2 separate regions of the Homo sapiens genome follow, and region 2 is linked to region 1. Evidence: chromatin contacts called from ENCODE Hi-C or POLR2A ChIA-PET data. All regions are on one chromosome and are shown on one strand. Each heading gives the region's core, a stretch centred on a gene start or an enhancer-like site at or near the end of the contact. The rest is flanking DNA. Distances are from core to core; before and after follow the strand shown. Region 1 holds the start of SPRYD4 (SPRY domain containing 4). Region 2 holds the start of BLOC1S1 (biogenesis of lysosomal organelles complex 1 subunit 1).

Region 1 (3,994 bases), core at 558-3,057:
TAGGCCAGGTGCAGTGGCTCACGTCTGTAATCCCAGCACTTTGGGAGGCTGAGATGGGTGGATCACCTGAGGTCAGGAGTTTGAGACCAGCCTGACCAATATGGTGAAACCCGTCTCTACTAAAAATACAAAAATTAGCCGGACGTAGTGGCATGCGCCTGTAGTCCCAGCTACTCAGGAGGCTGAGACAAGAGAATTGCTTGAACCCGGGAGGCGGAGGTTACAGTGAGCCAAGGTTGCGCCACTGCACTCCAGCCTGGGCAACAGAGTGAGACTCAGTCTCAAAAAAAAATTAGCCAGGTGTGGTTGGTGGGCATCTGTAATTCCAGCTACTCAGGAGGCTGAGACAGGAAAATTGCTTGAACTCCAGAGGCAGAGGCTGCAGTTAGCCAAGATCAAACCACTGCACTCCAGCCTGGGTGATAGAGTGACACTCCGTCTCAGAATATACATTTTAAAAATATATATCTAAAATCCTTTTTTGAGGGGTAGGAGGATGGAGGTGGGATGTATGTTGCTATTGCACTGGCCAGCAGAACCTTGAGAAGTGGACTGATTAAAAAAATGTAGGCCTGGCATAGTGGCTAACACCTGTAATCACAGCACTTTGGGAGGCAAAGGTGGGAGGATGGCTTGAGCCCGAGAATTCGAGAACAACTTGGTCAACAAAGCGAAACCCCCGTTTCTACAAAAAAGTTAACGGGGCATGGTGCGTGCACATGTGGTCCCAGCTACATGGGAGGCTGAAGCAGGAAGATCGCTTGTGCCTCGGAGATGAAGGTTGCAGTGAGCTGTGTTTGCGCCACTGTGCTGCATGCAGCCTGGGTGACAGAATGAGACCCTGTCTCAAAAAATAAAATAAAATGGAATGCAGATCGAAATGTTCAATATAGGCTGTCCATAATCTCCTACCTCATACCCTGAACCAAAATATTGCTACTCTTGGTTAAGTTCAGAAAACTGAATGCTGAGTTAAACCATCCGTTCCTAGCCTTGAACATACAAAACCAACATTAACAGTATTTATGTATTTACTATTAATTATAAACAACTGTGAATTACCCAATGGTTGCTATTTGCCAATATATATCTAGATTAATTATTATTATTTTTTGAGATGGAGTCTTGCTCTGTCACCAGGCTGGAGTGCAGTGGCAGAATCTCGGCTCACTGCAACCTCCCACTCCCTGGTTCAAGCGATTCTCCTGCCTCAGCCTCCCGGGTAGCTGGGATTACAGGCGCGCGCCACCACGCCCGGCTAATTTTTGTACTTTTGGTAGAGGCGGGGTTTCACCATATTGGCCAGGATGGTCTTGATCTCCTGACCTCGTGATCCGCCTGCCTCGGCCTCCCAAAGTGCTGAGATTGCAGGCGTGAGCCACCGCGCCCGGCCTAGATTATTCTCACTTAATTATTACTAAGGTCTGTATATAATTTCTATTTTATAAATTAGAACACTAAGGCTCAGAAAAGTGGAGTGAGTTGCCCAAACTCACACAGTGAAGCCGGGATCAAAGCTAATTACAGTACTGTCTAATTTTAAAATCTATACTTCTAAGCATCTGGCTACACTATATCTCTAAAAGTTTTACGTAGTTCAAATGTGAGCAGCGTTCGTCTACGCAGAAAAACTGAATAAGCAGCATTAACCGCGGGCAGAAACAGAACAGAAACCACTACCTTGGCGGCCGCCCGCCCCCGGGCGTCGCCTACGTCATAACACTGCGCGGCCGCCCCTCGCGCACCACGTGCTAGGGGAGCGGGCGGGCAGATGGCTGTGTCTGTAAGCGGGAGGCGTGCCCGGTTCATCCAAGGCGCAAGATGGCGCTGCTTTTTGCACGTTCTTTGCGCTTGTGCCGCTGGGGAGCCAAACGATTGGGAGTTGCCTCCACAGAGGCCCAGAGAGGTAGGATTATCTCTTTTTACTCTTTTACCTCCAGAATGGCTGCCGTCTATTATTCCCAGACCCCACTCCGAGAAGCAACTCCAACCCTCTCGGGTCTTTTCCTTCCCCACCTGCCTTGGTCTTAAGATTCCAAACCTGTGATACCATTTGGTTTCTTTAAATTCCGGGACTTACTCAATCCGAGTTTTTCAGCTCCGTGAGCTATCCGTAGTAAAGCGACCTCGCGACTCTCTTGCCCGCTTGGCATTCTGACTCTTCCCTAGTTGCTCGTGTATCATGGCTGCCTGCCTCATATCTGAATATATCACCAGCCCTAGGGTTCTAGCCCCTGTTATTATCCCGTCTTTTTGCTCTGCCCGCAGGCGTCAGTTTCAAACTGGAAGAAAAAACCGCCCACAGCAGCCTGGCACTCTTCAGAGATGATACGGGTGTCAAATATGGCTTGGTGGGATTGGAGCCCACCAAGGTGGCCTTGAATGTGGAGCGCTTCCGGGAGTGGGCAGTGGTGCTGGCAGACACAGCGGTCACCAGTGGCAGACACTACTGGGAAGTGACAGTGAAGCGCTCCCAGCAGTTCCGGATAGGAGTGGCAGATGTGGACATGTCCCGGGATAGCTGCATTGGTGTTGATGATCGTTCCTGGGTGTTCACCTATGCCCAGCGCAAGTGGTACACCATGTTGGCCAACGAGAAAGCCCCAGTTGAGGGTATTGGGCAGCCAGAGAAGGTGGGGCTGTTGCTGGAGTATGAGGCCCAGAAGCTGAGCCTGGTGGATGTGAGCCAGGTCTCTGTGGTTCACACGCTACAGACAGATTTCCGGGGTCCAGTGGTGCCTGCCTTTGCTCTCTGGGATGGGGAGCTGCTGACCCATTCAGGGCTTGAGGTGCCCGAGGGCCTCTAGTATGTCCATTACTGGAGTCCCTAATCACGCCTTTGGCCAGCCTCCTTTTGAAAGTGTCCGAAGCCTTTTTACTTTGCCTCAAGCAACCTCTAGCTCCCACAATTCAGTGTTGGGTCCTCTGTGCAATATCATGATCATCTTCCTCATCCCCTACCTTGTGAAAGCTAGGCATACAGCCAAACCCTCCTTTTCCCCACCCACCAACTACTGCCAATTTCCTAGGCTACCATGGGTGTATCTTCCTTGACCTGCTTCCTTCAGTCCCTCTGCCTCCCTTTGCCCAGGCCTTTCTCAGACTGTATTCCATCCTGGGGTCTTATCATTCAGCTTTGTTTGAATTTATTAATCACCATGATACCTCTCCCTCCCTTTGTCCACATGTAACTTGTTCTTGGGGCTCTACCAGATGGCTGAAGAGTAAATCCTTTCTACCTCTGGCTGAAGGAGTGGTGCAGTCAATGACTTGGCCCTTTTTCTACAGCACATTTAGAGTTTGGGCTCTGGCTCCCTCAGTAAGTGCTTTATTAACTCAGTGTGTCAAAATGAAAACAGAGCCCTCCTTCCCCAGTAGCTCAGTGCCACAGACCTTCAGCCCCACACAGCTGTAGCTATCCTTACCCTGAGTCCATCTACCTTAAATCTGTACCTCTGACACCCAGCCAGTCTGTCATAATCATTATCCCAGTTATAACCTTGACCAAAGGGGAAGAGAGACACTTGGGGGATATCTAGGGGATGAGTGCTAGAAACTATTTATTTATTTTTGAGACAGAGTCTCACTCTGTCACCCAGGCTGGAGTGCAGTGGCATGATCTTGGCTCACTGCAAACTCTGCCTTTTGGGTTCAAGCGACTCTCGTGCCTCAGCCTCCTGAGTAGCTAGGATTACAGGTGTGTGCCACCATGCCCGTCTCATTTTTATATTTTTAGTAGAGATGGGGTTTTGCCATATTGGCCAGGCTGGTCTCGAACTCCTGGCCTCATGTGATCAGCCCACCTTGGCCTCCCAAAGTGCTGGGATTTCAGGCGTGAGCCACCACACCCGGCCAAAACTGTTTATTCTTGAGAAGTTCCATCTTCATTTCTGCCACAGTTGGAACTTCCCGAGGAAGGAAGGAGGCCTGAGGTTTTGCACAATCTGTTTCAGAGCCTGTTTAGACTCAAACCTATGCTTCCCTTGGCAGCAGA
Region 2 (2,588 bases), core at 1-2,500, 750 kb before region 1:
ACATATATATAGTGATGTTTGGTCTTCACTCCTTAGATTCTATTTAATTAGTCTGGAATCAAGGCTTTTTTTTTTTTTTTTTTGAGACAGAGTCCCACTCTGTCGCCCAGGCTGGAGTTCAGTGGCGTGATCTCGGCTCACTGCAACCTCTGCCTCCCAGGTTCAAGCGATTCTCCTGCCTCAGGCTCCTGAGTAGCTGGGATTACAGGCTTGTGCCACTACGCCTGGCTAAATTTTGTATTTTTAGTAGATACAAGGTTTCACCATGTTGGTCAGCCTGGTCTCGAACTCCTGACCTCGTGATCCGCCCGCCTCGGCCTCCCAAAGTGCTGGGATTACGGGCGTGAGCCACCGCACCCGGCTAATCACGGCATTTTTATAAGCCTTGTGATTTCTGTGATTCTAATGTTTAGATTCTAATGCTTAGCCAGGGTTGAGAACCACCGATTTAATCCAATCCCTTCTCCTAGTTTTACTAAAGAGAAAACTATAACCTAGAATGGTGAGCAACTTGCCCAAAGTCACCCAACATGTTAGTGCAAGGTGCACCGAGAGAGATTGTACCAGTAGCAAGAATATGCTCATGATGTTTATAATTGTTCTCGCTGGAGTTAATCCCGGAAGCATTTCTTTTTAGTTCACAGAGGCCTTATATAAATTACTTTTTACTTTGGCACAGCACTTACGCTTCTGCTAACACTGAAATGGGTTCGCATTCCTGACCACAAAAGGACAGAGATGAAATTCTACATTCACACAGCCCGCCAAGTTAGCCAAGCTCCCTAGGAGGCTGTCTGAAGTGCCTAAAATGCTTCTCTACAATGATCACCCAGAGCTGAGAGACTTCAGTGGGGTAGTGAGAAGAAAGAGGGTTGGGAGAGACAGGAAAGCATCCTCTCCTTGAGGGAAGGAACTGGGAATCAACTGAGAACCAGCTAGCACTGCCAGGAGGTGAGGAGAGGGAAGGAGAATAATTTAAATGAGGCCAGGGAGCTTCTGCTCCCTCAATTAAACGGTGATAGACGGCCTGACACCACCAGCCCTCGAAGCCTGAGATCCACAGGAAATGTTAAAAACTGGCTTGGCAATATAAGTATTAGAAAATACTTCTTCCAACACTCACCAAAAACTAAGCTCCCAATAAAGAACACTTCACCTGCCCTCCGCAACCCTCTACCTCTCTTCCCCGCCAAGATCTTCACCCAAGGTCTCAAGAGGGCGGTTCCCAACCTCACGTGACACAGCGGTCACGTGACATGGCCCCGGGGAGCCGAGGTGAGCGTTCCAGCTTCCGGAGCCGGAGGGGGCCCGGCGTACCCAGCCCCCAGCCCGACGTGACCATGCTGTCCCGCCTCCTAAAAGAACACCAGGCCAAGCAGAATGAACGCAAGGAGCTGCAGGGTGAGCCAAATATCCTGTCGGCCGTTTTCTCTTCGGCCGCGGCCTAGCTTCAGCCCGGAGCCTGGATCTCGAGTAACTAACCATATCCAGGGAAAGACGCCAGCTAGCGGGCAACGGGCATGGGGGAGAGGGAATTTCAGAGAGGCTTTTTTTGAAACTCCTTTCCCTTGCCAACTGGCTCCGGTCCCTTGGGCAATACTCCGGTCCCCTCGGCAACGCCCCCAATCCCCGACCTGCCGCACCTTAGCCCCGCCCCTGCCCCGGAGCGCCCTGCCTATTGGCCCTGGGAGCCTCTCGTCCTGGCGGCGGGAAGGAGCGACTCTGGAGGGAGGAGGGTGTGGGGAACCCCCCAGAGATGGGCTTCTTGGAGGCCTGAAACCACCGGAACGGAGGTGGGGCACTTGTTTCCTGAGTCCGGGCTGGAAATCTCGGAGTTACCGATTCTGCGGCCGAGTAGTGGAGAAAGAGTGCCTGGGAGTCAGGAGTCCTGGGCGCTGCCGCTGACTTCCTGGCGTCCCTGAGTGAGTCCATTTCCCTCCCAGGGTACCAGTTTCCTCATCTCTAAAATGAAAGAGGTTGCGCTATGTTTTGCAAGGTCCTTTTCAGCTCCGGCATTCAGAGATTAGTTAAGAAATTTCGGCAACTAGCAGAATAGTAATGGATGGGTAGGGAACCTTTAACACTACCCCTCAAAAAACCAAGTCTCCCCTCCAATTCCTTTTCCCCCTCTCCCCAGAAAAGAGGAGGCGAGAGGCTATCACTGCAGCGACCTGCCTGACAGAAGCTTTGGTGGATCACCTCAATGTGGGGTATGGACCTCTTATCAACATCAGTTTCCTCCTTCCCCACCCCGCCCAAGTTTAGGCACTGGCCAGTCTGGCCCTCAAATAGCTGTTGAAGGGGTGGGATGTTCCACTAATTCCCCTATCCTACCCCGCCCCTCCCAGCTCTTTGTAGAGCAACTTGAGTCAACTCTGAGTCCTAGCACTGGGCAAGGGAGGAACAGCTGCCGTGGTTAGAGAAGCAGCCAGATTTCCCCTTCCCCACGTTAACTTCCCTGGCATTTACAACTTGATGCCATCTGCCCACCTCCCTTCACCCTTCCAAGTCCAGCTGTCACTTCAGCAGGAGGGAGAGCACCCTCCTTCATTACAGCTTACCACCCTCTCCTCTGCCTCCCACCCTCT

The links. Hi-C counts contacts between places; a loop is a spot of excess contacts on that map. ChIA-PET counts read pairs that join two places held with the same protein, here RNA polymerase II (POLR2A). Pooled maps may share reads with other maps.
Region 2: a map of CD8-positive, alpha-beta T cell shows a loop between it and region 1 (4-fold over the local background). The contact joins the promoter of BLOC1S1 here to the promoter of SPRYD4 in region 1. A Hi-C loop is called at or near these places in 1 of 168 maps with a recorded cell type or tissue (CD8-positive, alpha-beta T cell), 1 of 37 single-sample maps with no recorded cell type and 7 of 50 pooled maps. POLR2A ChIA-PET finds 5 or more read pairs at or near these places in 1 of 52 experiments (WTC11).

Annotation. Positions count from the first base shown.
Region 1 is chr12:56,466,771-56,470,764 of GRCh38, forward strand. It overlaps SPRYD4 (SPRY domain containing 4), which reads left to right and starts at 1,808. Exons shown (of 2, transcript NM_207344.4): 1 at 1,808-1,906; 2 at 2,269-3,994. The coding sequence starts at 1,822. The coding sequence ends at 2,807. RefSeq lists enhancers at 1,476-1,545, 1,556-1,735, 2,056-2,105, 2,526-2,655.
Region 2 is chr12:55,714,796-55,717,383 of GRCh38, forward strand. BLOC1S1 (biogenesis of lysosomal organelles complex 1 subunit 1) reads left to right here and starts at 1,251. Exons shown (of 4, transcript NM_001487.4): 1 at 1,251-1,401; 2 at 2,138-2,210. The coding sequence starts at 1,257. BLOC1S1-RDH5 (BLOC1S1-RDH5 readthrough) reads left to right here and starts at 1,239. Exons shown (of 6, transcript NR_037658.1): 1 at 1,239-1,401; 2 at 2,138-2,210. It also overlaps a transcript of ITGA7 not described here. RefSeq lists enhancers at 1,296-1,435, 1,716-1,955.